Regions from separate parts of the Homo sapiens genome. Here regions 2, 3, 4, 5 and 6 are each linked to region 1. Evidence: chromatin contacts called from ENCODE Hi-C or POLR2A ChIA-PET data. All regions are on one chromosome and are shown on one strand. Each heading gives the region's core, a stretch centred on a gene start or an enhancer-like site at or near the end of the contact. The rest is flanking DNA. Distances are from core to core; before and after follow the strand shown.

Region 1 (4,946 bases), core at 2,074-4,573:
CCCACCTCAGACTCTCAAAGTGCTGGGATTACAGGCATTAGCCACCACACCCAGTCTGGGTAATTTATAAAGAATAGAGATTTCTGGCTGGGCACGGTGGCTCACGCCTATAATCCCAGCAGTTTGGGAGGCCAAGGTGGGTGGATCACCTGAGGTAAGGAGTTCGAGACCAGCCTGGCCAACATGGTGAAACCCTGTCTCTATTAAAAATACAAAAAATTAGCCAGGCATAGTGGCGGCACCTGTAATCCCAACTACTTGGGAGGCTGAGGCAGGAGATTCATGTTGGCCAGGCTGGTCTCGAACTCCTGACCTCAGGTGATCCACCCACCTCGGCCTCCCAAAGTGTTGGAGCCACCGCGCCTGGATGGAGATTAAGTTTCTAACACATGAGCTTTGGGGGACACATTCAAACCTGTCCACCTAAAGTAATCAAAAGGGTCAGAATCTAATTTCAATAGTTTATTCAAGCACAAAACATGAGGGTGGACTACCTGGAAACACCGACTCCAAATGAATGGAGTCAGTGTTTCGAAGTAGAGAAGTTAAGGTTTCATTTACACACACAAAGGCAGAGGAGTTTTAGGATTACATTCTTCATATATGGTCAGTGCGTACTTACAGTAATTTGGTTATAGGCCGAGTGCAGTGGTCCACTCCTGTAATCCCAGCACTTTGGGAGGCCGAGGCGGGCAGATCACCTGAGGTCAGGAGTTCAAGACCAGCCTGGCCAACATGGTGAAATTCCATCTTTACAAAAATGTAACAATTAGCTGGGCATGATGGCAGGTGGCTGTAATCCCGGCTACTCAGGAGGCTGAGGTGGGAGAATCGCTTGAATCTGGGAGGCAGAGGGTGCAGTGAGCCGAGATTGTGCCATTGCACTCCAGCCTGGGCGACAGAGCCAGACTCTGTCTCAAATTGAAATAATAATAATAAATAATTTGGTTGTAAGCAGTGTTTCTTTTTGGGAGGCATACATTTAACATTTTTTACAGAGGGTGTAATAGTCATGGGTTTGCTGTCATCTGGTCTAAGTAAAGCAGGACAACAAAAGGGAAGTTATCTATAAGAAGGGTCATTAAGAAGGCAGCAGGTTTTTGTCCCATGTTTAATTCTCTCCAATAATTGTACAGAACAAGAAAAACAAGCAGGTCTAATTTATTATCTCAGAAAAAATTATAACCATACATGGCTGAGATCACAGTCACCTCTCTCTCCAGGTTTCAAGTGTTGTGGGGGTTCCAACATCTTTTCTATTTATTTTAAAAAACCACAGCAGAGGGGTTGTGCACCCTTTCATATTTCTTGGCTATTTGGATTTGTTCTTCTGAGACATGTCCATTCCTATTTTTTGCTCATTTTCTATTGTTTTTGCCTTTTTTCTAATTAGTTTTTAAGATGTATTTGTATATTACAGGTATTGGCTCTTTATCATGTATGGCAAATATTTTTTCCTCATCTATCATTGTCTCTTGACTTTTATCAGTGTTAATTTTCGGGGTAATCAAGTATATCTTTTTACAGTTTGAGGTTCCTGTCTTTGCAGTCTCTCAACCCCTAGAATACCCTTATAGTCTCCTAAATTATATTCTAAATGTTTTGTTGTTTAAATTTAAGATTCTACGCCATTTATCAACGAAATCATCTTTTCCTGATTGAAATAAAATACTACATTTGTGGTATTTCCGGATTCTGTTGCACTAATGTGTCTTTCCTACCAACAATATCATATTGTTTTATTATTGTGGTTTTTTGTTTTTGAGACGGAGTCTCATGCTGTTGCCCAGGCTGGAGTACAGTGGTGCGATCTCAGCTCACTACACCTCCGCCTCCTGGGTTCAAGCAATTCTCCTGCCTCAGCCTCCTGAGAAGCTGGGATTATAGGCGTCTGCCACCACGCTCGGCTAATTTTTGTACTTTTAGTAGAGACGGGGGTTTCACCGTGTTGGTCAGGTTGGTCTCGAACTCCTGACCTCAGGTGATCCCCCCGCCTTGGCCTCCCAGTGCCTTGGCACTGGCCTATTGTGTTTTATATACTATGTTTGTCATCTGGAAAGGCAAGCTCCTGCTCCGTCTTGTAAAGTTTTCCCAGTACTGTAGTAGTTATTTTTATTTTTATTTTTGACAGTCTCGCTCTGTCACCCAGGCTGAAGTGCAGTGGCCCCATCTCGGCTCACTGCAACCTCCGCCTCCCGGGTTCAAGCGATTCTCTTGCCTCATCCTCCTGGGAAGCTGGGATTGCAGGAGTGCACCACTACACCCAACTAATTTTTGTATTTTTCGTAGAGACGGGGTTTCGCCATGTTGGTCAGGCTGGTCTCGACCTTCTGACCTTGTGATTCGCCCGCCTCGGCCTGTCAAAGTGCTGGGATTACAGGCGTGAGCCACCGCGCCCGGCCGTAGTTATTGTTTTATACGATTTTAAGATCATTTAATTAAATCCTCTGAACTCCGTGGAGATTCCAATAGAAGTGTGTATTTGTAATTTTTGAACTGACAACCTTCTGTTACCTTTCATCTAATATGTTGTTGCATCAGTTCAAATACTGTTTTAAATCCTTCGATAAGTCGTCTCTATTCGTAGCTTTTTGGGTCACTTTTTTTTTTTTTTTTTTTTTCCAAAAAAACAGGAAGTCTTTTTACCTGCAGCGTCAACTGAGCCGGTTTTCCGGCGCGCGCCAGCCCCTCCCCTGCTCCCGCCCCAAGGTTCTGCGTTACCATGGGAACAAAGGTTGACGTCACTTAGGGCTTCCTTGCTGGACCCAAGGGTCGATGGTGAAGGGAGACGGGTGGAGAGGCGGTTTTGCTCCATCTACGCATGCGCACTTCCTGCTCCAGGACTCCCCCGCCGTAAATCTCGTTCCGGCTGGGCCTTTTCCGCCGCGACTCTCGCTTAATCCCGGAGAAACTGCCCCCTGGGGGAGGGGAGTAGAAAAAGGCTGGAACCAGCGACAGCCAATCCCGCGACACTACAACGCAGGCGAGATTGATTGAGTCCACCACCGCAGCCAATGAGAGAGCTCGCCGTCGCTCCGTCATAGAGTTCGCCCCACCCCATCCCCTCCTTTCTGGACTCGGAGCTCAGTTCACGCAGTAACAAATGAAGTGCGCGCTGCGACACCTCCCAGCCCACCGAACTCCGCCGCCATTTCCTCGCTTGGCCTAACGGTTCGGCCAATCCCAGCGCGCATCAAGAAGGACTGAGGCTCCGCCAATCGGAGGCCGCCGATTTCGACCCTTCGCCTCGGCCCGGCCCAATCCAGGCCCCGGCCCCGCCGCCCCCGGCCCGCCCCCGCGGTGCCCTCTCTCCTCCCTCTTTGTGCGTCTCGCGCCGCCGCCGCCCGCCGCGTGAGAGGACGGGCTCCGCGCGCTCCGGCAGCGCATTCGGGTCCCCTCCCCCCGGGAGGCTTGCGAAGGAGAAGCCGCCGCAGAGGAAAAGCAGGTGCCGGTGCCTGTCCCCGGGGGCGCCATGGCGACCGGAGCGAACGCCACGCCGTTGGGTAAGCTGGGCCCCCCCGGGCTGCCCCCGCTCCCCGGGCCCAAAGGAGGCTTCGAGCCGGGCCCTCCGCCTGCACCCGGGCCTGGGGCGGGGCTGCTGGCTCCCGGGCCGCCGCCGCCCCCGCCCGTGGGCTCGATGGGGGCCCTGACCGCGGCCTTCCCCTTCGCGGCGCTGCCTCCGCCGCCTCCGCCGCCGCCCCCTCCGCCTCCCCAGCAGCCGCCGCCGCCTCCACCGCCACCGTCCCCCGGCGCCTCGTACCCGCCGCCGCAGCCGCCCCCTCCGCCGCCGCTCTACCAGCGCGTGTCGCCGCCGCAGCCGCCGCCACCCCAGCCGCCGCGTAAGGACCAGCAGCCGGGCCCGGCCGGCGGCGGAGGAGGTGAGTCGGGCCGAGAGAGCGCGAGAGGCGTCGCGCGGACGGGCCCGGCCGCCTGAGGGGCGCGCGGCGGCGGCGACGGCGGCTGCACGCGGCAGGGGCGCGCGTGCGCGCACGGGGAGGCCCGGGCGGAGGCGCCCCTGGGCGCGCGCGGCCTGGTTCTAGGGCCTCGAGTGCGCACGCGCGCTGTGGGGGGAGGGCTGGGCGGGCGGGAGGCGCTCTGTGCGCAGACGCAGTGAGGTGGCCGGGCTGTGCGGCGCAACTGTATAGACTGGGGGCCCACTATTGCTGTCCAGTCCGCTGGTGTCGGGAACAGGGGTGGCGGGTGTTCAGCGCTGGACGGGGTGCTAGCTGTGAATGCCAGCAGGGCGTGAAAGCCTCACCTGATGACGTGCAGCGACTCCCTTCTGGTCTTGAGGAACCAGAATGGGAACCGTACCAAGGATAGCTCCTCTGCTTCTACAGCAAGGCAGGGTTTTCATCCGGGAGAGGTTGGCATGCTTCAGATGATGGTTGGGTCTGATCTTTCTTGGTCTCTTTTGGGGAGAGAATTTTAGTTTGTTTTTTTTTTTAAATCTGTTCAGTATGTTTAGATCTCAGTCTGATCGGCTGCCCTGTCGCTTTGTTTTAAAAAGCTTTTCCCTCTGATCCTGTACCCCTTGGGAAATAGAAGGACTCTTTTGTGGCAAATGTAGGGAGTTTCTGCCTATGTACGGGGAAAGGAGAACTTGGCTGCTATTGTATAGGTTGTTGAATTTTTGATAGATCCTTTTAAGAGTTCAGACCCTCAGTGTCCAACTGGCCAGGAAAACTGAATGCTGATCTTGGCTAAACTTATGAAGACAAAGGTGATCTTGTTGAAGAATTGGGCTTTTCCCACTTGGTAGGGTGTAACTAGGTTTAGTTGTGGTCCGGCCTCTCGTACAAAAGTGACTGGTGAGGGGAGTGGAGGTGGGTGGAGCCCCCAGTCCCATCAGGACTGCTTTACAAATCTATGATTCTTCAGTGTATTTTTGTCTCCCCTGGGGATTTCAGAGCACTCATGGTTGATGTAGTATCTATCTAACACTC
Region 2 (4,946 bases), core at 246-2,745, 1.9 Mb after region 1:
AGGCAGCTGGAATGCAGACTTGGGACTATCTGTTTACCTGCCTGGTCACTTAATTTCTCTGAGAGGCATTAACAGTTAAAATCCTGAGAGGGTTATTGCCAACAGCATGGATGGGGTTGCTTTCTAGGAGCAGGGAATAAAGGTGGTGGTACCCAGAGGGATTCTTTCTCAGCCAGGGTCTCCTTCCCTGTGGGTTTGTCCCTGTGCCCCTGACTACTTTTCTTTTTTTTTTTTTTTTTTTTTTTTTTTAAACTTCTTTTTGTGGAGATGGGGTCTCCTTATGTTGCCCAGTCTGGTCGCTAAGTCCTGGGCTCAAGCAATCCTCCTGCCTTGGTCTCCCAAAGTGCTGAGATTACAGGTGGGAGCCACCGTGCCCGGCCCCCCTGACTCCTAAGCTTTCTTCCCACTCACCAGGATGAGCCCCAAGAGCCTCAAGAACCCAACAAGGTGCCCCTAGAAGACACAGAGACAGATGAACTTTGGGCATCCTTGGAGGCAGCTGCCAAGCGGAAGCTCTCGGGTTTGGAGCAGCCCCAAGGAGCTCTCCAAACGAGACGGAGAAAGAAGAAGCGGCCTGGGTCCACCAGCCCCTGACGCCCCTGTGCCCACTTTGTAAATAAACTGCTGAACACCCACCATGACCCTGAGCCTTTTGTGATGGGAGAAAGGAATGAGGGGTAGCTTGGGGTGGGGGCTGCCTGAGCTGGGGCGACGGGATATCTGATGTCACAAAAGCCGGGCCTGGAGGCAGGCAGGCTGGCGTGGGTGGCACGGAGTCCAGGGCCACGCGGGGCCATGGGCTGCTGCCAAGACAAGGACTTTGAGATGTCTGATGAGCAGTCCAAGGAGGAAGAGTCTGAGGACGGCAGGGAAGATGAGACCACAGACACACAAAGAGGGCCCAGGGAGTGTGAGAGGGGGCTTCCCGAGGGTAGGGGTGAGCTCAGAGGCCTCGTCGTCCCCTCAGGCGCCGAAGATATCGACTTGAACTCCCCGGACCATCCGAATCACAAGTCGAACGAAAGCCTTCTGATTACCGTGCTGTGGCGGCGACTATCCACGTTCGGTCGTCGGGGCTCCTCGCGGCCAAGCAAGAGGCAACCAGACCAGATTCGGAAGCAGGAGAGTCCGATCCGAGAAGGCAACCAGGAGGAGCCGGAGAAGGGATGACCCCAGACCTGCTCTCAGTCCGCCCCAACCTCCAGAGAATAAAATTTCTAACGTATACCTGCACGACCACTCTGGGGGACTGGGCGCGGACACCACCGGGCAGCTGGTTCTTTAAGGCTCCTTCCCGGAGGCGGGCCCAGCCCCCTGAGCGCCTGCTGTAGTACTCTGGGGCGGGGTCACGGTGGCGCCTTAGCCAATGGGAGGGCGGGATCGCTCTTGCGTTTGGGTGTGGGGCGTGTCTTTCGGGTCGCTGGGCTTGAAACGCGTGGGACCGCCCCCTCGTCACTGGGGGTGGGGTTACGTGTAGGTGACGTGGCCGCTTCCAGTCTTTGGTCGGGTTTCGGCGGCTTCAGTGCTCGGGGAGGAGGCAGTGACGGCCGGTGAGATTGGAAGTGGCGGCGGCGGCAGGCGGCAGAGGGGAGGTAAGATTCGCTTTAAGAGGGGATCTGGCCGCCGTGTCAGCTCTGGGGCAGTGGTTTTACGGGGGCGACGACTGGCGGGGGGAAGGGAATCAGGGGCGAGCGGGCAAGTCCTGCCGGCCCGGCTCCGGGTGAGCGAATTCCTTGCCGTCCAATCAGGAAAGCCTCTGTTGAGAGAGACGTCGGCCTTAGCTAATGAGTGGTTGAAGTCTTCCAGAAGGCGGACCTTGGGCGGGGGGTGGGACTTCCTGTTTCAAATAAACACCCAGAGGTTTTCCCCCTCCGCCCACCGAAGTGTGTCAGTCTTTGGAGGTCCGTCACTGGCCCTCCCGGAGGGGCCGAAGGAAACCGCGGAAACGAAAGGGCTGGGTTAGGGCCCGGGGCAGTTACACGGGCCGGGCCGGAGTCTCAGGACCACGGGGTTGGCTCTGGCCCTGTCTCTGCTTCAGGGTCCCCGGCCCGCGCTCTGGCCGCCAGAGCCAAGTTGGAAGAAGAGTCTGAAGCGGGTTCGACTTGGGACAGGGGAAAAGCGGGGCCCTTTCCGCTGCTGGTCCGCCCCAGGATTTGCGAGCGTCCTGGGCGCGAAAGTCCACGAGAAGTGCAGAAGGGGCTCGGGGATTTGTTGATTGGGGTGGGGCGGGGGAGTTTGGGTAAAGAAGTTGCCTGGGGAATGACACTCTCCCCTCCACAACAGTCCGAGGTTATGCGTCTCAATGATCCCGCGGAAACGCTACGGGTCTAAGAACACGGATCAGGGTGTCTACCTGGGTCTCTCAAAGACACAGGTCCTGTCCCCTGCAACTGCTGGCAGTAGCAGCAGCGACATCGCCCCTCTGCCCCCCCCAGTGACCCTCGTCCCTCCCCCTCCCGACACCATGTCCTGCCGGGATCGGACCCAGGAGTTTCTGTCTGCCTGCAAGTCGCTGCAGACCCGTCAGGTAAGGACCTGGAGTGGAAAAGGCGAGGAGTGAGCCTTACTCAAATCTAGGAAGGACTGTGCTCCACCACTGTTAACCGAAGTAATTTTGGGGGGTACCTGATGGAACTGATAGGCTTGGATGGGGCCTGTAGGGTCTGCTATAAGCAACAGAGAAGAGGTCGGCTGGCTAACTAGGGGCAAGGACTTAGACTTTTTTTTGTGAGGAATCCTTTGGAGGGCAGGATTGCTATTCTGGAGGGAGTACTTCAGAGAGTACTTGGCTGCAATATAATTGGTGTGAATAAGGAACAAGTTCTAGGAAGAGCCTTTAGCTGAGAAACATGCACCTTGAATTTTCCAATATACTTCTACCATAAGTTTGCTCTGTAACCATGAGAAAATTAGTTAATCTAGTTACATATTAGTTTTTATCTCTGTAAGATTAAGGACATTTTCTAGATAAGTAATTTGTTGTTTTTGTTTTGTTTTGAGATCTGTTTTTCAACTCTGTCAACAGGCTGGAGTGTAGTGGTGTGATGATAGCTCACTTGCAGTCTTGAACTCCTAGACTCAAGGGATCCTCTTTCCTCAGCCTCCTGAGCAGCTGGGACTACATGGATGCACCACTCAGCTAATTTTAAAATTTTTTCGTACAGGCAGTGTCTCACTATGTTGCCCAGGTTGGTCTGGACACCACACCTGGCCCTAGATCAGTAATTTGTATCAAAATCACTTAGGGTTGGATGTGGTGGCTCATACCTGTAATTCCAGCACTTTGGGAGGCCTAGGCCAGAGGATGACTTGAGGCCAGGAGTTAGAGACCAGCAGGAGCAACAAAGCAAGACCCTGTTTCTACAGGAAAAAAAAAAAAAAAAGCTGGACGTGGTGGCATGTGCCTGTAGTCCCAGCTACTTAGAAGGCTGAGCGAGGCCCAGTCTCTTCCTCTCTCTCTTTTTTTTTTTTTTTTTTTTTTGAGAAGGAATTTTGCCTTGTCGCCCAGACTGGGGTGCAATGGTGCAATCTCGGCTCACTGCAACCTCCTCTTCCTGGGTTCAAGCGATTCTCCTGCCTTAGCCTCTCGAGTAGCTGGGATTACAGGTGCCCGTCACCACGCCCGGCTAATTTTTGTATTTTTTTTTAGTAGAGATGGGGTTTCACCATGTCAGGCTGGCTTTGAACTCCTGACCTGAGGTGATCTGCCCTCCTCAGCCTCCCAAAGTGCTGGGATTACAGGTATGAGTCACCACACCTGGCCTCTCTCTCTCCTTTTTTGGAAACATGGTCTCACTCTGTCACCAAGGCTGGAGTACAATGGTTCTATCTCATCTCACTGCAACATCTGACCTCCTGGGCTCAAGCAACCCTCCTGCCTCAGGCTCCTCAGTAGCTGGGATTATAGGCATGTGCCACCACATCTGGCTAATTTCTGTTTTGTTAGTAGAGATGGGGTTTTACCATGTTGCCCAGGCTGGTCTCGAACTTCTGGGCTCAAGTGATCCGTCTGCTTTATCTTCTCAAAGTGCTGGGATTACAGGTGTCAGCCACTGCACTCAGCTCCTCTTAAAAAAAATTTGGGAGTGCTATTTATTTATTTATTTATTTATTTATTTTTGAGATGGGAATTTCGCTCTTGTTGCCCAGGCTGTAGTGCAGTGGCACGATCTTAGCTCACTGCAACCTCCGCCTCCCGGGTTCCAGTGATTCTCCTGCCTCAGCCTCCCAAGTAGCTGGGATTACAGACATGCGCCACCATGCCTGGCTAATTTTGTATTTTGAGTGGAGACGGGGTTTCTCCATATTGGTCAGGCTGGTCTCAAACTCCCGACCTCAGGTGCTCTGCCCGCCTCAGCCTTCCAAAGTGCTGGGATTGCAAGCGTGAGCCACCGTACCCAGCCGGGAGTGTTTTTTTCAACAATCCCAGTGGGACCCGAGTAAGCAGTTTGTGTTTGTTTGTTTGTTTGTTTGTTTGTTTGTTTTTGAGACAGTCTCTCTTTGTTGCCAGGCTGGAGTGCAGTGACGTGATCTGGGTTCACTGCAGCCTCCACCTCTGGGTTTAAGTGATTCTCCTGCCTCAGCCTCCCAAGTAGCTGGGAATACAGGCGGTGCCAGGACACCCAGCTAATTTTTGTATTTTTAGTAGAGACGGGGTTTCACTGTGTTCGCCAGGATGGTCTCTGTCTCTTGACCTCGTGATCTGCTTGCCTCGGCCTCCCAAAATGCTGGGATTACAGGTGTGAGCCACTGCACCTGGCCAAGTAACTGTATTTATTTATTTGTTTGTTTGTTTGTTTATTTATTTATTTATTTATTTTGAGACGGAGTCTCGCTCTGTCACCCAGGCTGGAGTGCAGTGGTGGGATCTTGGCTCACGGCAGCCTCCACCTCCCAGGTTCAAGTGATTCTCCGGCCTCAGCCTGCTGAGTAGCTGGGACTACAGG
Region 3 (4,946 bases), core at 1,387-3,886, 1.9 Mb before region 1:
CAGCTCTAAAAAAGCCCAATTTAAGGGAAATGGACGCCAAAGGCAGCAATGACTCTTAACAAAGGTAGTACCCAGAAAAAGAATCGGCAAACTACACTGTCAGAACACAGGTTTGAAATATAGCAAGGAGTCACGGAAATACTCCATAATTTGAATAAGGCTTTTTTTATTTTTTATTATTTTTGTTCAGTCCTGCTTAATTAAGCTAAAAAAGGACACCACTCTTTTTGACACTGGGAACCCAAAGGAGGTGAAAGAAGAGTTCAGATAGCAACTCACCATGATCACCACCCCTGAACTGCCACTGTTGCTTCAGACCTCAGATTTTGGAATATTTGCGTTCTACGTACCATTTTAGCATCCCAAATCTGAAAATTCAAAATCCAAAATGCTCTAACAAGCATTTCCTTTGAGCAACATGTAGGCATTCAAAATGCTGGGGATTTGAGATGCTTCCAAATGAAGTGACAATCCACATATCACCCATGCTGCCCTCCAGGCACAAAAGATTCATTTGGTTAAGACTCCAAGATAACACAAATCTAAGTGCTCTATTCACCAAAATCTTATAAAGTCCAGCCCCCCAAACCAATGAAAAGACAGTCATTACCGCCCCTAAAACCCCAGTGCCTCCTCCCCAGGAAGTCCTAAAATCAGCCTTGTAATTCTAGAGTGGCCTTAAACTCAAAATACAATCCCTTGGTACAGGTATAATATAAAAGCAACAAGAGCTGTAACCCTTTAAAGAGTTTGTGTAAGGTAGGACAGCTTAACAAGGATTCTGGTCCTATAAGTGTCGCTTGACATGTTTTTGAGAGGTTCTTCACGTAAAATGCAGAATTCTGATCCTGTGCTGAGGGCAATAAATTCAGAGTGAGGAACTCTGAACTGTGCTCTACTACAAAAAAATAAAAAATAAAAAAGGCCCAGTAACTCAGAAAGCCTTCAAAGAAAAGGGTTTCTGCACTGATAAGCACAAAAGCCGTAGGGGCTCCAAATAAAAGGTGAGTGGCTTTTCTCCAGGAGACATTTGCCTAAGGTAAAGCCCCTAAGTCCCATGCATTCTACATCATAAGAAGTCCATCACCCACACTTATTTCTTCATCACCAGCCAGCCAACAGCTGTTATCTTTACCAAACCTCTCCTTTTACTTATCCAACCATTTTCTGCACACAGCCTTGTGTTCAGCCCTCTACCCAAAGAGGGTGGTTCACCTTGAAACTCTGTGTTATCAAGGCCCCTGATGGCCTCCACTGCATCCTCTGCCCGCTCCATGTGTACGAAGGCATAATCTTTCACGATGTCACATTCGATGACCGGACCATACTCCTCAAACTTGGCTCGAAGCTCCTTATTGGTGCAGGTGGGACTGATGTTGCCCACATGCAACTTTGTTGAGGTTTTGCTCTTATTCTTGCTGGCTTCCACGTTGATGTTCACCCCATGAAGCTTGTAATGGTGCAGGTTGCGTATGGCATCCTCAGCTGCCGTCTTGTCTTCTATGTGCACAAAGCCGTAATTCTTAATGATGTCACATTCCAGCACCTTCCCATACTGCTCGAAGAGTGAGCGAATCTCCTGCTCTGTAGCCTCCCGGGGCAGGTTTCCGATGAACAGCTTCACCATCCTGACAAGAGCCTGGGAGAGAAAAACAAGACATCTGACAAAAGACCTCAGGCCCACATCCGTTCACAAAAGACAACGACTTTCACTCTAATGTATATTTCCAGTTTTCTCTCTCACACGCCTGCACACACACCTCCACACAATAATCAAATGGAAGTGGGAGTGAACTAAGGCCTGCTATAGTAGCCGCCATGAACCTGTAAGAATAAGAAGACGTCTGCAATAGGGAGGTCCTTAGTAGACAAAGGGTTTGGTAAGAACCGATACCTTCCAACAGAAATGGGCATGAAAGACAGCATATGAAGAAATGGGGGTACTAGGCTTTTCTATCCACTAGGAGGACAACAGAAAACAAAAGTCTACTAGGCTTGCTGACTGCCTGCCTGAAATTATCAACAGGCTTTTCCTCACGTAGGAACCAAAGCAGCCATCATTTCCGGGAAAATGGGCCTTGTAATAGCTACATTTGAGTTTCCTTTGGAAGTAATGAACGCGCGACTCGGATCAGACAGCGAGGAGTGGGAGATAAAGGAAATACTGGAGTGGTGAACGCCTCTCTCGGGGCACCGTCCTAGCTCCTGCCGAACACTGAAATGCGCGGCCGCGGAAAAGAGCTTCAGATTCATTAACCAGACGATGTCTCACGGCCCGAGAAATTCCCGAAACGAGAATGTAACTGTCAGATATAAGGGAAAGGGGGTTATCCCAGTGGAAATCTCGAGGCTCCAAGAGCAGCCATGTCGGGCGCGGGACAGGGTGGGCGAAAAAAAGCAAGGTATTCTCAGGGGGCGGTGGGGGAAGGGCTGCTCCCGGCTTACCGCGCAATGCCGAGGACCGAGGTCGGCTCTCAGTGACGGGTGTGGAGACTGCGGACCTACCAGGACACCCCCGAAGCCCAAGGGAGTGAGAGAAGATTTAACACAGTACAAGAAAGGCAGTGGAAAGGCTCGGAGTCTCACCCGCACAGAAACCAGCAGGGCCTCCTCCTCGCGGCGCGGACGCTTCTGACAAAACGCTAAAATGGCGGCGGCCGCAGCAGTGCTCTGAGTAGAAGGGGGAGGTGAGCCTACAACCGGATTGGCCACTCAAGAAAGTAAAAGGCCGGCGTTCCCTCAGATCCTCTTCCTGATTGGTTACCACGGACGCCAATTACCTAAGAGGCCGGCAAGAGGTGGAAACGTCTGTAACCTCGGAGCTTTTATGCGAAAGCCAATGGGCACCAACCTCGCGAAGCCGAACTCGCTGATTGGGCAAGAGATCAGCGTGAGGGCGGACCTACAAACGTGGGCTTCGCCGGCGGGGTGCGGCCCGCCATTAGGCGGAGCGAGCTAGAGCCCCGGGGTAGCAGTCTTTAGCTTCATGGCGCCAACTTCGTTAAGCTTCCACATTTCGCCACCTCCACGTGCACAGCCAGACAGTATTCCGCGCTCCATTTTGCCGTTCACTCTAGGTGTCTCCCTCTAACCTCCCAAGCACCACCCCCCCTCGCGGCCAGGACGCTGTGGAAATAGCTTATGCAGGCACATGCCAGGGAAGAAAAACAACGAAGACCCCCCCCAACCCACCACCCACCACTTCAGGAAACCAACCTTCTCCTTGGGCCAGCAGTCCACACTGTAGCCTTGAGAGTCCCGGAGCTCCCCCAAAATCAAACCTCTCACAGGTGGTGAAAGGACCTCTGTAATGGCCTTCCAGAAGTAGGCCCGGCAGGAGGCTGCACTGTCCAGGAGACGCTGAGGACAAGTTCCCTCTGGGAACCAGCCTCCCAGGGTCCGCGATGAAGAAACCTTTCTGAGACCATGGAGATTTAAAGTATACCCCGACCCCACCCTGAGAAAAAACTGGAGCAGCAAAGGTTTTTTTGTTTTATTTTATTGGGCGCCATCAGCCAGAGCTGTTTTAATCCCCTAGAACCGACTTTAGAGGACAGAGCTTAGTCACAACCAGCTGTAAACAAAATACAAAGTAACATTCTCCAGAGGGTCCAGCTGCTGCCTCGTTTTCTCTCATCCTTAGGCTGCTTCATATTCATTAAGCAAGCAACTTTAGTCAAGACCCTTTGCGAAGCAGCTTTTGAAAAGGGTTAAAAGGTGGAGTGCAGGGACTGGATGGAAGAACTTATAACACGAACAAAACAGGCTAAAAGCAGTGCAGAGTTTATGAGGAAAGGGATCATCAGGAGTGAAGATGACACAAGTACCACACACCACCATCCAAAGCAGCTTCTTCACCACCACCCCCGCCCCAAAAAGAGAACGGTTTCATAAAGAGAAAGGTGAAGTCAGAGTTTGGGGGGGAAAAAAAAGAGTGGGTTTTAAAACCCAACACGAGGGCCAGGTGCGGTGGCCCACGCCTGTAATCCCAGCACTTTGGGAGGCCGAGGCGGGCGGATCACCTGAGGTCAGGAGTTCAAGACCAGCCTAGCCAACATGGTGAACGCCATCTCCACTAAAAATACAAAAATTAGCCCAATGTGGTGGCAGGCCCCTGTAATCCCAGCTACTCAGGAGGCTGAGGCAGGAGAATCGCTTGAACCCGGGAGGCAGAGGTTGCAGTGAGGCAAGACAAGAGTGGCCTGGACGACAAGAGTGAAACTAAAAAAAAAAAAAACCCAACATGATTCAGGAATCTGACTGCAGAAAACTGGTCAATAATTTATCCTAGGGTAGAAAAAGCTAAGGAACTAAAAAAAGAAAATATAACATTTACAGATGTGTTGGTCACTAATCTTGTCCACTTCATTGTGGATTCTGATGCACCTCTGAGCCTGTGTAAAGGCCACGGGATCAGTGATGAAGAAAATCAATTTCGTCTCAGCTGCCACGTGCCCTTCAGAGGTGGCCAGCATTAGAAGGTAACGCATATGGTATAGAAATCCTCTCATCTCCTTCAGTTAGATCTCTTGTCTCAACATGTCTGGGGATAAAACTTTCTTCCAAAATACCAAAGTATAACAAGGATCAACTCATTGTAAGTAATAATCTCTCCAGATTGAAGGAGACTGGGAACATAAATCTCAGGATCACAGTTCAAGCCCAGTGTGCGGACATCAAAACTACTAACCACCTCTGCATGCAGCCCAAAACCTAATTACTTGATTTGACCTCTGAAACCCAACTAGGTCTAGTTAGCTATGTAACACTTTACAAGCTCATCCTGAATGAACCGCATTAAATAATCTCCCTGCCTTTTTTTGAGACAGTTCTTGCAGTGTCACCCAGAGTGGAGTACAGTGGCACTATCCATAGCTCACTGCAGCCTGGAACTCCTCAGCCTCCCAAGTAGCTGTGACTACACGTGTGTGCCACCAGGCCTCTCT
Region 4 (4,946 bases), core at 813-3,312, 1.8 Mb before region 1:
GGTAAGTCAATTAAACACAAAACTCTCACAAATGAGACTCATATACCCCACCCTTTTGCTGGACAAGTACCCAATCTGAGACCCTCCCCCACCACTCTTTTACTCTAAACAAAAGCAAAAATCCATGCACCATACAGCCTGCCTCAGAGCACCCAGCAGGAAAGCCCGATTCCGGATAGTCGTGGACTTGTATAACCTGAGTTGAGGAAAATAGAATGCAGTATTAATGCAGAACAAGGACTTGTTCCTAGTAGTGGACACTATGACCCTTTATATTTCCCCCACTTAAAGGACTAGGAATGGCCCCAAACATGTGCCTTTCCAGGACAGCAAATGAAATATCTTGGTGGGATAAATAAGCACTTGCACCCACATTTATTTCCTATCCCTGAAACTTCTCACACAGGGTATGAGCAGGTATGAACCCACCAGGAGTAGGGCATCAGATACTCCCAGGCTGCATCTTCCAAAATGACAGGGCAAAGTTAACTCTGATCTGTTCCCAAGTGGAGCAGAGACTGGCCACATACACAACGGCTGTCCCACCAAATCTTGCCAATGTAAAAGATAAAGAGCTTAAGGGATAAAAACTCAAGCTATGAAAAAGTCAACTGGGTCCCTAGTCAGGCTTAAATTATGGTGACACATTTTTCTCGAAGAAAAGGCACCGGGATCTGCCCTGAGAATCAGACTACTCAAGCAATGACTACTACTGATTCAGTAAACCGTGTTTAGCCACTGTTTAATGAAGAGCTCTCACAGACCCCTCCCCAGGACCCCCTCAGCCAGAGTATGCCCCCCTGCAAAGTCACCAAGCTTATAAAAGAATGACACTGCCCTAGGGCACTGGCTTGGCATGTAAAGACTACGCAGAAGGGGACTTCATAAAACAAGCTTTCTTGCACATGCAAAAGGCTGGGGTTTCCAGTTGACAGATGTAAAATCGAGCCCAAAGAAAAACCCCAAGTTTGAGGGAGGAGAAAAGCACAGAGCTGCCACGCCTAACCTACCTAATATTGAAAGGCCAAAGTGATTCGGAAGGGGCCCCTCTCGTACCCACGTGTAACTGTGCCCATGAGTAGACCCATGCCAGACAAGACTAAAAGACCCCAGCCCGAGAAACGTCCAAGGGCCCCGTTACCTTCCGCTTGAGCACATTCATCGGGAGGGAACAGGAGGGCGGCCTTGGGGCGTCAGCCCCCACCTTTTCCCTCTTCCCTTGCTCTGACCGACGTCTGGAGAGGAAGTGGGGAAGTGGAGAAATCTTCCCCGCTTCATGATCCGGCTTGTGCCCGTCACTTCCCAATTTCCGCTGGGTGCCAGGCCCAGGAGACCAGGAGAAGGCGCGCCCCCGGAACACTCGCAAGGCTCTCAGGCGCGTCCCCGGCCCCGTAGCTTGGCTCGCAGTGGCCGCCGCACCCACCCAGAGCCGCTTCCTCCTACTTGGTGGACGGTTCCTGGACCGCAGGGGAGGAGGGTGGCTCTACCCAACGCGCCCCCAACACCTCCGACCTGCTCCCGCGCACTTCCCCACCCCTCCCAACCGCGCAGTGACCGACCCCCGGGTAAGGGGCGTGGCTAACAGGCAGAGTGCCCCGAGCGCGCCCCCGCCCCCGAGCGCGCCTCCGCGTTACCTTTCACCACGTCACACTCGATGACGCGTCCGCGGCGCTCGAAGAGGCTGCGCAGTTCCTGGCTCGTGCATGCAGCCGACACATTGCCCACGAAAATCTTCCAAGTATTAAGAGGCCTTGGGCGCGACATCTCCACCACGAGCGCGCGCCCCGGCCGCAGCTCGTGGCCGTGCAGGGCTTCGATGGCGCGCAGCGCGCCCGCGTTCTCGCGCATGTGCACGAAGGCGAACTGTTTCATGACGGCGCAGCTCATGACCGTGCCGTAGGGCGCAAAGAGGGCTGCCAGCTCCTCCGGAGTCGTATCCGCCCCGTCGACGTTGCCCACGAATATCTTCATTTTGTCGCCGCAGCCACCTTCCTGGAGAGCCCGGACCTCTCCTCCAGCGACAGGCAAGACGTCCGAACGACCGGCAGTCCTCCTCAGGAATGGCTGGCGACCGAGAACCCCGCCGCGCAGGCGCCCTGGCCTAGCCAATGGGGACTCGCATCCCGCGCGTCCAGCGACCAATCAGAAACGCTGAGGGAAGATGTGCTCAGGCACAGCCAATCCCAGAGGGCCTAGAGCCCGCTCGTTAGCTGAGGGGGTGGGAAAGGGACGACCAACCGCCACAGCCCGTGGCGGGAGAGGGGGTTGGGAAGAAGAGGGAGGGCTGAAGAGAGGAGAACGCGCGCGAGCGGCGCCGGCGGCAGAGAGGCCTAGTCTGTAAGGCGGTCTCTGGCCCGGGTGGGGCTGGGACCGGCGGGCTCCCAGGAAAACTTTGTACAATTGGAAGTCAGGGCTCCTCCCATTCTGGAAGCCCTGTCCAAACCCGCGCCTGGGGGTTGCCGCGTGAGTGTACGGGGGAAGGCCGGGCCTGGCGGGAGAAACCAGGACAGGCGCCTTGAGTCGGCAAACGGCTCCCAGGACTGTGCTGAGCACCGCGAGGGGACCTGAGGCAGGCCCCGGAGAAGCCCTCGTGCCATTAATTGATTCTTTGGAAACATTCCCTGGGGTTGCTGAGGTCCTGGCAGCCGGTGAAAAATCAAAGGCCTCTGCCCTGATGGAATTCCCAGTCAAGAAATAATGGAATGACGTTATTGTATGTTGAAGGTTTTCATAATAAACAGTTTAATAAACGAGAAAATTAATTCTGCAGGAAGCAAAAGTTGAGCCTTAAAAAAAATTTTAGTCCGGGAGCGGTGGCTCACGCCTGTAATTCCAGCACTTTGGGAGACCAAGGCAAGCAGATCACCGGAGGTCAGGAGTTCAGGACCAGCCTGGCCAAAATGGTGAAACCCCGTCTCTACTAAAAATACAAAATTAGCCGGGTGTGGTGGTGCGCGCCTGTAATCCCAGCTACTTGGGAGGCTGAGGCAGGAGAATCACTTGAACCCGGAAGGCGGAGGTTGCAGTGAGCCAAGATCACGCCACTGCACTCCAGCATGGGCGACAGTGAGATTCCGTCTCAAAAATTTTTTTAAACAGATTTGAGTATGTAAATAAGATTGTTGCATGGCAGACAACATCAAAAACATAGACATGTGACAAACTCAGGGAAATATTTGCCTACGTGTTCAGTCAACAAATAGCACCTACCATGTGGACACCACCAAGAATATAGCAGTGAACAAAAAAAAATGACAGAAATCCCAACCTTCTTGGATCTTATGGTGGGGAGAAACAGGCAAGAAATAAGTAAAACATAAGCGTGTTAGATGGTGATGAGGACTTGGAGTAATCAAGGGAACTAAGCCATCCTCTGAGGGAAGATCATGCCGGCCAGAAAGTACAAGTCAAAGAGTGCTGGGGCAGAAGCAAATCTGGTTCAAGGAAGAGTCAAGAGCCAGTATGGGCCAGGCCCGGTGGCTCACGCCTGTAATCCCAGCACTTTGGGAGGCTGAGGCGGGCGGATCACCTGAGGTCAAGAGTTCGAGACCAGTCTGACCAACATGGTAAAACCCTGTCTCTACTAAAACTACAAAACATTAGCTTTGCGCAGTGGCAGTATCATAGCCAATGAGGTTTATCCGAGGCGCAATTATTGCTAATTGAAAACAAAACATTAGCCATGCATGATGACTGGCACCTGTAATCCCAGCTACTCAGGAGGCTGAGGCATTAAAATCACTTGAACCCAGGAGGTGGAGGTTGCAGTGGGCTGAGATCACGCCACCACACTCCATCCTGGCCAACAGAGCAGGACTCTGTCTCCAAAAAAAAAAAAAAAAAAGAGCCCAATATGGCCAGAACCTGGAACAGAGAGCAGAATAGGAGGGTGGGAGTTGTGTAGCACAAGGCCATTGAAATGGCATGTGCTTGGGCCAGGCGAGGTGGCTCACGCCTGTAATCCCAGCACTTTGGGAGGCTGAGGCGGGCGGATCATGAGGTCAGGAGATGGAGACCATCCTGGCTAACACGGTGAAACCCCGTCTCTACTAAAATACAAAAAATTAGCCGGGCATGGTGGCGGGGGCCTGTAGTCCCAGCTACTAGGGAGGCTGAGGCAGGAGAATGGCGTGAACCCGGGAGTTGGAGCTTGCAGTGAGCCGAGATCGCGCCACTGCACTCCAGGCTGGGCGACAGAGCGAGACTCCGTCTCAAAAAAAAAAAAAAAAAGAAAGAAAGAAAGAAAGAAAAGGGGCACTACTCTGGTATCTCCTGAAATCCAAACTGCTGGCAGTATTCCCAGAACAGGATATCAGCAAACCCCTAGCTACCCAGTAAGGATAGCCATTTTATTTATTTATTTATTGAGACAGAGTTTCACTCTTGTCACCCTGGCTGTAGTGCAGTGGTGCTATCTCGGCTCACTGCAGCCTCCGCCTCCTGGGTTCAAGCAGTTTTCCCTGCCTCAGCCTCCCGAGTAGCTGCGATTACAGGCACGCACGCCACCACGCCCGGCGTAATTTTTGCATTTTTAGTAGGGGTTTCAGCATGTTGGCCAGGCTGGTCCCGAACTCCCGACCTTGTGATTCGCCTGCCTCGGCCTCCCAAAGTGCTGGGATTACAGGTGTGAGTCACCCCACCCGGCAGGTGGGGTCTTACGTTAACACAGTGAGACCCATAGGTGCTTTTAATTTTTCTAGTAGCTGCATTTTAAAAGGTGAAAAGAAACAGGTGAAACTAATTGTAGGCTGGGTGTGGTGGCTCATGCCTGTAATCCCAGTGCTTTGGGAGGCTGAGGCAGGTAGATCGCCTCAGCCCAGAAGGTTGGGGACAGCCTGGGCAACGACCAAAATCCATCTCTAAAATTTTTTTTTTTTAAATTAGCCGGCGGCCGGGCGGGGTGGCTCATGCCTGTAATCCCAGCACTTTGGGAGGCCGAGGAAGGC
Region 5 (4,946 bases), core at 2,107-4,606, 1.2 Mb before region 1:
TTTTACCTCCGTCCAGTGTCCGGTGGCATGAGTGCCTATTTATCTACTCTAGTATTGACAGCCGCTAGCGTTGCTCCCAACAATGCAGCTGCAAACTCATCTAGGTCCTGCTGCAGGTGTTCGGGACTTTCTTCAAGGCACAGTCCTGAGAGTGGAACTGCTTGGTCACAGGGCGTGTCAGTTTTACTAAATAACACCCAACTGTCTTCCCAAATTGTTTAGACCAATTTATACTCCCACCAGCTAGGTATCAGTTCCTGTTGCTTCATTATCTCATCAATACTTGGTATTGTCCAACTTAAAAGTGTTTGCCAGTCAGGTGGGTGTTAATGGCATGTGATGTCTTATTACTAGCAATATGGAGCACCTTTCCTGTGCTTATTTACTGGGAGGGAACCCTCTTCTGTGGCCGTCTTAGATCTTTTACCCATTTTTCTGTTGTTTTTTTTTTTTTTTGAGACAAAGTTTCATTCTGGTCACCCTGGCTGGAGTGCAATGGCCGTGATCTCGGCTCACTGCAACCTCTGCCTCCCAAGTTCGATTCTCCTGCCTTAGTCTCCTGAGTAGCTGGGATTATAGGCGTGCACCACCACACCCGGCTAATTTTTGTATTTTTGGTAGAGATGGGGTCTCACCATGTTGGCCAGGCTGGTCTTGAACTCCTGACCTCAGGTGATCCACCCACCTCGGCCTCTGAAAGTGCTGGGATTACAAACGTGAGCCATTGCGCCCAGCCAGTCCGCTTTTTTCTTGATTGCAATTCTGTATGTGCTATGGAAATAGTCCTTTGTTGTTTATACTGCTGCAAATATCCTTTCCCTACAACCACCTCATTTTCCAAGTGGAGAAACTGAGGCTCAGAGAGGCTAAGCCACATGACCAAGGAACACATGGCCGGGTCCCTGGGTTTCCAAGCTAGTTTGAGTTCCAGTCTGGCTACTTCCCAGGAGCAAGTCCATGGGCAAATTAGCCTCTCTGAGCCTCAAATTTCCTCACCTGTAAAGGAGAAAATATTTATTACTGTGAAAGAAAAAAATGTTTGCAAAGATTTTAGCTTCAAGCCTGGTTCATACTAAGTGTTCAAGAAATAATAGGGCTGGCCGGGTATGGTGGCTCACACCTATAGTCACAGCGCTTTGGGAGGCTTAAGGATCGCTTAAGGCCAGCATGGGCAACAGAGCAGGGCCCTGTCCCTATTAAGTTAAAAAGTAAACAAAAAGAACAGGACTAAAATGTACTGAGGTGTACTCCCCTCACATCCTTCCAGCTGTGATGCCTGTGCTCCTTCTCCTCCCTAAGAGATCATGGAAGATGGCAAGCACCCTGCCCACCCTTACAGAGGCCGGGAGAGCAGATGATGACTGGCAGGTGAACTCTCACCCACATCCGGCCCACCCTGTCTGGTACCTCTGACTCCCACTGACTTTTCCACCAGGTGCTGCCTAGCCCAGCTGTTGACTTAACTGACATCTGGAGCACAGTCCATCTGGCTCCCAGGAAAAGATCCACCCACACCCTCTCCCACATCACTCGGGGATTGAGACAAAAGTCACCTGCCTGAGGCCTACATGGCTAGGGTGGCTGCCCTCTGGGAGTGGAAGGGAAGCTGCCAGTTTCGGTCTCTACTGATAAGGAGTGAGGGAAACATGGTCAGTCCCTGAAGGAGAGGCAACTCCCAGCCCACTTGCTTTTCAGTGCACAAAGCCCAGTCATGAAAGCCACTGACTTTATTGATCTAAAAAACTTTACAAGGACAGTGACTGTTCTGCCAAAAAAGGAGCCAAATGGTATCAAACGGATTGAAAGTGAGGGTGGGGGTGAGGGATGGGGCCGGGAATCCATTCAGGAAAGCTGGTAACTGTCACCAGGGAACTGGCAAGGGAAAAAGGACGGGGGAGGCATGCAAGAGCGAGAATCCAAAAAAAAGTTGAAATGGTTAGGGGAGAAAACTCCCAAAAGACCCCGGAGTACGTCGGAGGTGAGTACGACAATAGCAATCTTTTCCTTCGTAGAGGACAGGGGAGGAGTCCCTACTCGGCTGCAAACTCTGGATGAGGGCTGGGGATTGAGAGCTTCCCAGAGAGCATCACAAGAAGGCGTCGCACCACTCTCGAAGGCATCCGAAGCAGTCCCGGGACTGCTTGGCGTTGGCGCCACAAGTGTCTTTCAGCCATTCCCGGAAGAGGTCTTCATCTTTCTTTAGCACCAGAAACTGGCCAAGGACAACATAGGCCTGCAAAACAGGGAAAAGGAAGGAGCGTGCTGCTCAGTGCTCAGTGAGAGATAAGAGCAAGACAGCCATTCCTGTGCCATTCAGAGCACACAAGCCCAGGAAGCAGCGCGGGTTTTGCCCCCCTCTCCTCTCCACCAGGTGCCCAGGCTCTGGCAGCCTCTTCAGATTATACCTTACTGTCCATCCCCCAGCAGATGGAATCACTTCCCTTCCACCCCCCGCTTGCACTAGGTACACGCAGCCACCCCACACCTTGTCAAAACCCCTTTCCTCCAGCTTCTTGCCCAGGACTTCACCAATCCCAGCCAGGCTCCCCACTGGCTTCTCCCCCATGGGCTCTGCCACGAAGTCTCGGTGCTTTTGGGAGGTTGTCATCTTGATCAGGCTTAATCTAGGAATCCCAAAAAAAAGGCAGATTAGGGCTGAAGACCTGGAACTTCTAAGGGCCCACGAGCAATCTCATAGTAAGAGGAAGCCAAGCCAGGGGTTACAGTGGCTTGCTCGATCCCCCTCATCCTGAAAGGAGAAAACAGTTCCAGGGAGACTCTTCCCTACTATTTTTAAGAGGAGTTTCTTCCTGCAGGACCTGGATTTTGATCTTGCCCCAGAGGAAAAACGATCCTGCCTAACAGGTGGCGCAAGCGGGGCAGTGGAAAGATGCCCAGAGTCCGTAGCCAGGGCTGCGCGGAAGCTATCACTCCCTCTGTGACCTTGGCTGAACCAAGACGACACTGCCTGCCTGGAACGGCCACTTGGCGTGGAAAGCTAACCAAAGGGTCTCTCTACCTACAGGGCGAAGCGCACACCTAGCGCTGCGCACACCCGCTCCCCGCCCGCGGGGTTCACGCCGCGCCCCAGCTCCGCCCCCACCGCGCGCCGCTGCGGCCCGCCCCTTCCCGCGGCCCGGCTCCCACGCGCTGCACCCCGCCCCCTCCCCGCAGCGCGGCCAAGCTCTCCCCCAGGGCCCGCCACAGCGCCTGCGACCCCTCTCCTCCCCTTCTCCCCGCAACCCCTCTGGCCTCCAATCAGGGCCCTGCTCCGCGGCTGGCGCTCACCCGCAACTTCAGTTCCCGTAACGGTTCCTCCCGCCACCCGGCCGCTCCTGCGGATACCTCAAGCCACTAGAACTTTCTTCCACTTCCGCTTCCGGGTCGCTTCAAGAGCCGCCTTTAAAAAAGAAACATTCCACGTTGGGCACTTCTAGCCAGTTAGAGCTATAGAGTTGAGGCGCCCCGGACCTCGACGGCGTCCTTAGTAGGCGCTCCTTTCCGGTCCTTCGCGGGAAGCCCTGCCTTCTAAGGTCTCGCTTCTCGCGCAGTTCTGAGGGAGATAGGCCTCCAGGGAGAGGACTTCCTTTCTCTGCTGCCCGGACCCGGAACTCAAGGACTTAGGCTTGACGGACCTGGCGTGGGGAAGAGTTAGAAGACGGACAAGGGAGGGGACGGGAGGCCTCCGAGACAGCGCCGGAAGTACGGTTTTCGGAGGGATCAGACTCAGACTCACGTCGCACTCCTCGCAGTTGGACTGGTGGGAACTGGGAACACTGGAGACCTGATTTCTAACTGACGCTACCGTCGCGGCCGCCGGCAAGTTCCTTTACTGTGTTTTCTTGGTTCAGCCTTGAAGTGAGTCGTGGACGATCCTCTCTCAGCGTCCAGCCTAGACGGCGGTGTTGCTCCGGCAGCGTTCCTGGGAGCCGAGGGCCAGAGACTAAGTGTGGGTGTTTCTCTGAGGGTCTTTTCTCCGGGATAGACAGGGAGGAGGAAGGAGGACAGCAACTAGAGACGACAGTGTTTCTTTCGGAAACCATCAGTCTTAAGGGTACTGGCCTTCGTCTTCTAAGTACGCAAGTCAGAAATATGCAAATGTCGCAGACAAGCCTGCTCACCTCAACCTTTAATTAACTAGTTCCTGGCTTGAACCATCACGGTGGCCACCTAGTTTGTCTCCGGCTGTAGTGTGTTGCCAGACTGAACTTCTCTGTTGTGTGACTATGCTAGACTTGGGGTGTACAAGCGTGTTGAGAAAGATACGGTTTATTTCAAACTCCTTCCAGAGAGGTTGCCAGGATGACTTCTCTGGAGCATGCGTATAGTTTTATATTACACTAGTACTTAAGATTATAGGAGTTACTTTTTTTTTTTTTTTTTTTTTGAGACGGAGTCTTGCTCTGTCGCCCAGGCTGGAGTGCAGTGGCGCGATCTCGGCTCACTGCAAGCTCCGCCTCCCGGGTTCACGCCATTCTCCTGCCTCAGCCTCCCGGGTAGCTGGGACTACAGGCGCTCGTCATCACGCCCGGCTAATTTTTTGTATTTTTGTAGAGAGAGGGTTTCACCGTATTAGCCAGGATGGTCTCGATCTCCTGACATCGTGATCCGCCCACCTCGGCCTCCCAAAGTGCTGGGATTACAGGCGTGAGCCACCGCGCCCGGCCGGAGTTACTTTTACATGACATGCATTGTATTGTCCCATTCTGTTGTAGCAGGACGAGTCGCAGACAGAACTCCTCAGACACCAGATTAAAGAAGGAAGAGGTTTTTTTATTCGGCCGGGAGCGTCGGCAGACTCGTGTCTTAAGAGCCGAGCTCCCCGAAAAAGAAATTCCTAGCCCTTTTAAGGGCTTACAACTCTAAGGGGTCTACGTGAAAAAGTCATAATAGATCAAGTAAGCGTGAGAAACGTGACTGGGGGCTACATACATCAGCTAACAGAA
Region 6 (3,795 bases), core at 1,296-3,795, 1.1 Mb before region 1:
ACGCCCGCGGGACTGGGACGCCGCCAGTTCTGGAGTCGGGATTCGAACACCTGGCCCAGGGCGGGGCGGGGGAAGAGGGAGACCGAGGGCAGGACCGTTGAGATCACGGGGCCCCAAACACAGGGGGCACTAACGAGAGGAGAGCCTGCGGCCGCCCTCCCACCCCTGCGCTGCTCTAAGTGGTTGGTCAGGGGCGCTGTCTCTAACGATCTTTTCCCTTGGCTCCACTCCAGCCAGCCTTTGAGACGCGCCCTTTCCCAGCCCCCGGAGCCTGGACCGGCTCCTTCCTGTCACCCCAGATTCGAGAGCGGGGTCTTTGTGTAGGCGAGAGGAAGGCGGACAGCGCCCCCTGTGACGGGGAGGACTGGCTGGGCGGCGCTTAACGGACTAACCTGAGCTTGGCGGCTCTAAGGTCTCTTAAGATTGTCAGCTTCAGCCTCAAGCTTGAAGGAGGCTGGAGATGGAGACTGGTCTTGAAAAGAGTCCAGGAGAGGCGGGGGCTAGGAGACAAACGGGTGCAAACGTATTGGTGGGAGGGACACCCAGAAATGGGTGCCGGGGATGAGGACACAAAGGTAAGGCAGGAGGAGCTGCAGGACCCTTGGAGGAAATGGTGATCCTCATCCCCGGGATACAGGGCAAAGAGTGTGTGGTGGAGAGGAAGTCGGGGACGTGCCGAGAAGGCCCAAAATAGAACTCGGAATGTCGGGGGTCAGAGGCCTAGAGGAAGGAGGACTGTAAGTAAGAGGTGCTTGGGCATCCTGGCAGTTGGGGAGGCCTGAGATGGGCACGCGGTTGGGTTTGGGAGCGGAGGAGCAGGCTGCGGGTTAAGAAGCCCAGACACAGGTAGAGGGGAGAACACTTCGTCATTTTTGTGGCTAATCGGAAGTGGGAGACCCTCAGGGAGGTTGAAGATGGAAACCCTACAAAGGGCTTCAACCTGAGAAGCCTGAAAGACACGTATAGCTGAGTTGGACACAGGCGACCCGCCAGGGTTTGAAGCAGCACCCGGCCTCTAGCTGCTATGCCGGAAGTCGCAACACGCAGGTCTCCAGCCTGCGAGGAAGGGAGAGGTGGGCGCCAGAGCTCCAGTCCCGCCCCTCAGGACTGTGCCTAGCCCACGGCGCAGTAGCCCCAGCCAAGCTAAATTGGACCAATGGGCTCCGGCTCCCGCCTCCCGCCCGCCGCGGCCTTATAAGGAGCCTCAAGCCGGCTGTCGGGCTGGCCCCGCCCCCTCGAGTCTCTTGTCCTAATAAGGACATCTAGGGCATCCCGCGGCTGGGGGCGGGCGAGAGCGCGTCTCCAGGGTAACTGCGAAGCCCCCCTCTCTCTCCCCGTTGCTCTTGGAAACTCTAAGGCTCAGAAAAGGGGGCGCTAGCCTCATATTCATGTAGGGTCGCTCGCGGGAGGCGGGGTCAAGCTGCTGTCTCCACCTGGAGCGCCGGGAGTCCGGGCGGGGGCGGTGCTGTGGAATGTCCCCGACTACAACCCCCGGTATGCTCTGCAAGGTACCCCACTCCCAGGCATCGCTCTCCGTTTACACCCTTAATTCCGTTTATAGGATTAGGGCCCCCAGTTCCCTTTCTGGGTTTGCCTCTGACTTGTTTGCGACCCAGTCTTTTCCTGCAGAGTGTGAGGCTGTGGTCACTGTTCTAGAACAACAAAATCATCCCGGAGTCCCCCGCTCGTTTCTTTTTTTTTTTAAGGCATATACTACCACAGAACTTGTCTCAGTTTTGCGGATGTTAGAATAACCATGTACCTGGCTATCAACTCGAGAGCTGGGTTCAAGTCTGGTTTAATATCTATTTCTTCTCATTGGCACGTAAAGGCATGTAAAGAAGCCTTGAATTGAATGCACAAACCCTCGTCTTTACCCTTTAACGCCTCATGACTTTGCCAAACATCTTTAAACAAGAACAAAGCTCTCAGAGATTTCCTTGTACCTTTCCCCTGTGCCTTTTCCTCCTATTCTTGTTTTACTGACGTTGGACATGGCCTTTTTTCAGGAGACGAGAGTGGCTTTACACATGCAGAGTACTAGTGTTTATCCGACTGACGACGCCTTCATACTTGTGATTTCCTTTGCTTTAGGTCGGGATTCCAGGCTAATCAATAGTTGCTTCGATTCAGAAATGCAAAACCCTAACCTCACTCAAAAATTTCAGGCCAAGGGATCCAGATAATACCAGATGGGTCTTAAGAAAGCCGTTTTGCTGTGGGATAAAGAGCCGCTTAGTCGGGGATCGTTTTCGGGTCATTTTACTGAGCGCCGCCTCGCCGGGCTCAGAGCGGTTCCTGGGAAATTGGACCAATGGGCTCGCGCTGCGCGCTGCGGTGCCGCCCAGGACCTGGGCCTACATTTCCCTACATGCACTGCAGCTCGGAGCCGGCCGGCGGGAAGACTCCGTTACCCAGCGAGCGAGGCGGCGGCGCAGGGCCAGCGGACTCCATTTCCCGTCGGCTCGCGGTGGGAGCGCCGGAAGCCCGCCCCACCCCTCATTGTGCGGCTCCTACTAAACGGAAGGGGCCGGGAGAGGCCGCGTTCAGTCGGGTCCCGGCAGCGGCTGCAGCGCTCTCGTCTTCTGCGGCTCTCGGTGCCCTCTCCTTTTCGTTTCCGGAAACATGGTGAGCGGCAGGCCACGGCGCCTGAGGGAGGCGGCTGCGGGTCGGTCGCCTGCGCGCGGGAAGCGACTGGGGAGCGACGTCCGCACCCCCTCCCCCAGCGCCCCGGGCGGGATGAGGGTCTCGCACGAAGGGGCGGGCGGTGCCGGAATGCGCGTGCGCGCCCGTGGGCGCCGGGGAGGGCCGGTCTGGACGTCGCTCGCGCTCCGCCTGGGCTCCCCTCCCCCACCCGCTGGTGCGCCCGCGCGGACACCGGCCGCGGGGGGAGGGGTTCGGGGCGCGCGCTGGGGCGCCCCTCGCGGAACGGCCGGCGTCGCGCCTTTCTTCTTAGGGGCGCGCTCTCGACTGGAGCATGCGGCGTCCAAACCCGGCCCGGGGGCGGCGAGGAAAAAGCGCGCGAGAGGTCTCGGCGCGCGCGCCCCACCCAAGGCTGTTCCTGTCTGCGCGTCACCCTCCCTCGGCAGCCGGGTCCGTCTCGGGAGCAGGTGGCAGGGATGCCTGCGCCCGGGAGGGGCGGGTGCTGGCGCGGCGAGGGGTGATGCTGGGAAGACGGGGTCCCGGTTGGGGCGTGGGTGCCTGCGATTAAGGCCTTGCACCGCAAGGCTTGGAGGGGGCATCGCAGAGACCGCGGCCCGTTCGGGAGCGCATCTAACGAGCTGCGTTCTCACCCGTGCATCGGGCGAGGGCTGGAACGGCGCTGTCTGTCGGCGCGTGCGCGCACGCTCAGGCCCGGCCGCCGGTGCCGAAGCCCTGGGCCAGCGAGGCCTTCCCGGATGGGCCTGAGTGAGGGTGGAGCCGAGTTTAGGGAAGTGACCCAGGCGGGCACCGCCCGGAAACCACCCCGCCCCCTGTATACGGCCCGAGGGCTGAGAAAACCGAAGGTTATGTAGCTTGCCCAGGCTCCTGCCTGCAGGAGATGGGTCTGATACACCCGTTGTTTTAGGGCGATTCCACAGGGTTAGGGACCTGGAGATGCTGCTGCCTCTCGGATACGCGTTTCTGCATTGGTGAGGGGGCCGGGCCCAGCCGATCTCCTGTCCCCGCCCACTCCGGATGCGGCCGAGTCACGTGGCCGGCTTCTTCTGCAGTTCCGGGGAGTTTGGGGGACCAGATTTACCTTGGATTGCCCCTCCCTCTCCTGGCTCGGGCACCCCGAAGCACGACGCAGAG

What was found. A loop is a pair of places that touch in the nucleus more often than their neighbours do. ChIA-PET counts read pairs that join two places held with the same protein, here RNA polymerase II (POLR2A). Pooled maps may share reads with other maps.
Region 2: a pooled map shows a loop between it and region 1 (8-fold over the local background). The contact joins the promoter of STX5 here to the promoter of SF1 in region 1. A Hi-C loop is called at or near these places in 1 of 37 single-sample maps with no recorded cell type and 9 of 50 pooled maps. POLR2A ChIA-PET finds 5 or more read pairs at or near these places in 6 of 52 experiments (CD4-positive, alpha-beta T cell, HepG2, WTC11 and 3 more).
Region 3: a loop to region 1 is called in a pooled map, with 13 times the contacts of the local background. The contact joins the promoter of RBM4 here to the promoter of SF1 in region 1. A Hi-C loop is called at or near these places in 6 of 50 pooled maps. POLR2A ChIA-PET finds 5 or more read pairs at or near these places in 2 of 52 experiments (B cell and activated CD4-positive, alpha-beta T cell).
Region 4: a pooled map shows a loop between it and region 1 (14-fold over the local background). The contact joins the promoter of RBM14 here to the promoter of SF1 in region 1. A Hi-C loop is called at or near these places in 1 of 37 single-sample maps with no recorded cell type and 7 of 50 pooled maps. POLR2A ChIA-PET finds 5 or more read pairs at or near these places in 1 of 52 experiments (activated CD4-positive, alpha-beta T cell).
Region 5: a pooled map shows a loop between it and region 1 (10-fold over the local background). The contact joins the promoter of BANF1 here to the promoter of SF1 in region 1. A Hi-C loop is called at or near these places in 7 of 50 pooled maps. POLR2A ChIA-PET finds 5 or more read pairs at or near these places in 2 of 52 experiments (CD8-positive, alpha-beta memory T cell and T-cell).
Region 6: a loop to region 1 is called in a map of A673, with 12 times the contacts of the local background. The contact joins the promoter of CFL1 here to the promoter of SF1 in region 1. A Hi-C loop is called at or near these places in 1 of 168 maps with a recorded cell type or tissue (A673), 4 of 37 single-sample maps with no recorded cell type and 8 of 50 pooled maps. POLR2A ChIA-PET finds 5 or more read pairs at or near these places in 6 of 52 experiments (CD4-positive, alpha-beta T cell, CD4-positive, alpha-beta memory T cell, CD8-positive, alpha-beta memory T cell and 3 more).

Annotation. Positions count from the first base shown.
Region 1 is chr11:64,776,919-64,781,864 of GRCh38, reverse strand. It overlaps SF1 (splicing factor 1), which reads left to right and starts at 3,323. Exons shown (of 13, transcript NM_004630.4): 1 at 3,323-3,503. The coding sequence starts at 3,473. RefSeq lists enhancers at 2,859-2,968, 2,945-3,546 and silencers at 3,209-3,608, 3,869-4,178.
Region 2 is chr11:62,828,600-62,833,545 of GRCh38, reverse strand. STX5 (syntaxin 5) reads left to right here and starts at 1,495. Exons shown (of 11, transcript NM_003164.5): 1 at 1,495-1,592; 2 at 2,284-2,527. The coding sequence starts at 2,303. It overlaps TEX54 (testis expressed 54), which reads left to right and starts at 705. Exons shown (of 1, transcript NM_001395459.1): 1 at 705-1,225. The coding sequence starts at 796. The coding sequence ends at 1,170. It overlaps WDR74 (WD repeat domain 74), which reads left to right. Exons shown (of 11, transcript NM_001369450.1): 11 at 415-635. The coding sequence ends at 594. It overlaps STX5-DT (STX5 divergent transcript), which reads right to left and starts at 1,312. Exons shown (of 2, transcript NR_135084.1): 1 at 1,229-1,312. RefSeq lists enhancers at 985-1,034, 1,055-1,124, 1,495-1,584.
Region 3 is chr11:66,636,393-66,641,338 of GRCh38, reverse strand. RBM4 (RNA binding motif protein 4) reads right to left here and starts at 2,636. Exons shown (of 4, transcript NM_002896.4): 1 at 2,587-2,636; 2 at 1,216-1,639. The coding sequence starts at 1,627. The region is part of intron 1 of RBM14-RBM4 (RBM14-RBM4 readthrough); the gene reads right to left. RefSeq lists enhancers at 1,760-2,471, 2,338-2,707, 2,472-3,185.
Region 4 is chr11:66,613,746-66,618,691 of GRCh38, reverse strand. It overlaps RBM14 (RNA binding motif protein 14), which reads right to left and starts at 2,062. Exons shown (of 3, transcript NM_006328.4): 1 at 1,635-2,062. The coding sequence starts at 1,971. It overlaps RBM14-RBM4 (RBM14-RBM4 readthrough), which reads right to left and starts at 2,062. Exons shown (of 2, transcript NM_001198846.2): 1 at 1,635-2,062. The coding sequence starts at 1,971. It also overlaps the pseudogene RNU4-39P. RefSeq lists enhancers at 1,817-2,046, 1,179-2,112, 2,477-2,586.
Region 5 is chr11:66,000,913-66,005,858 of GRCh38, reverse strand. BANF1 (barrier to autointegration nuclear assembly factor 1) reads right to left here and starts at 3,356. Exons shown (of 3, transcript NM_003860.4): 1 at 3,289-3,356; 2 at 2,486-2,624; 3 at 1,710-2,233. The coding sequence starts at 2,608. The coding sequence ends at 2,087. It overlaps EIF1AD (eukaryotic translation initiation factor 1A domain containing), which reads left to right and starts at 3,702. Exons shown (of 6, transcript NM_001242481.2): 1 at 3,702-3,949. RefSeq lists enhancers at 1,821-2,627, 3,635-4,004 and a silencer at 2,995-3,334.
Region 6 is chr11:65,856,930-65,860,724 of GRCh38, reverse strand. CFL1 (cofilin 1) reads left to right here and starts at 2,545. Exons shown (of 4, transcript NM_005507.3): 1 at 2,545-2,628. The coding sequence starts at 2,626. MUS81 (MUS81 structure-specific endonuclease subunit) reads right to left here and starts at 292. Exons shown (of 16, transcript NM_025128.5): 1 at 1-292. RefSeq lists silencers at 1-39, 1,090-1,169, 2,580-2,979 and enhancers at 1-269, 1,340-1,429, 1,990-2,059, 2,450-2,499, 2,433-2,973 and 2 more.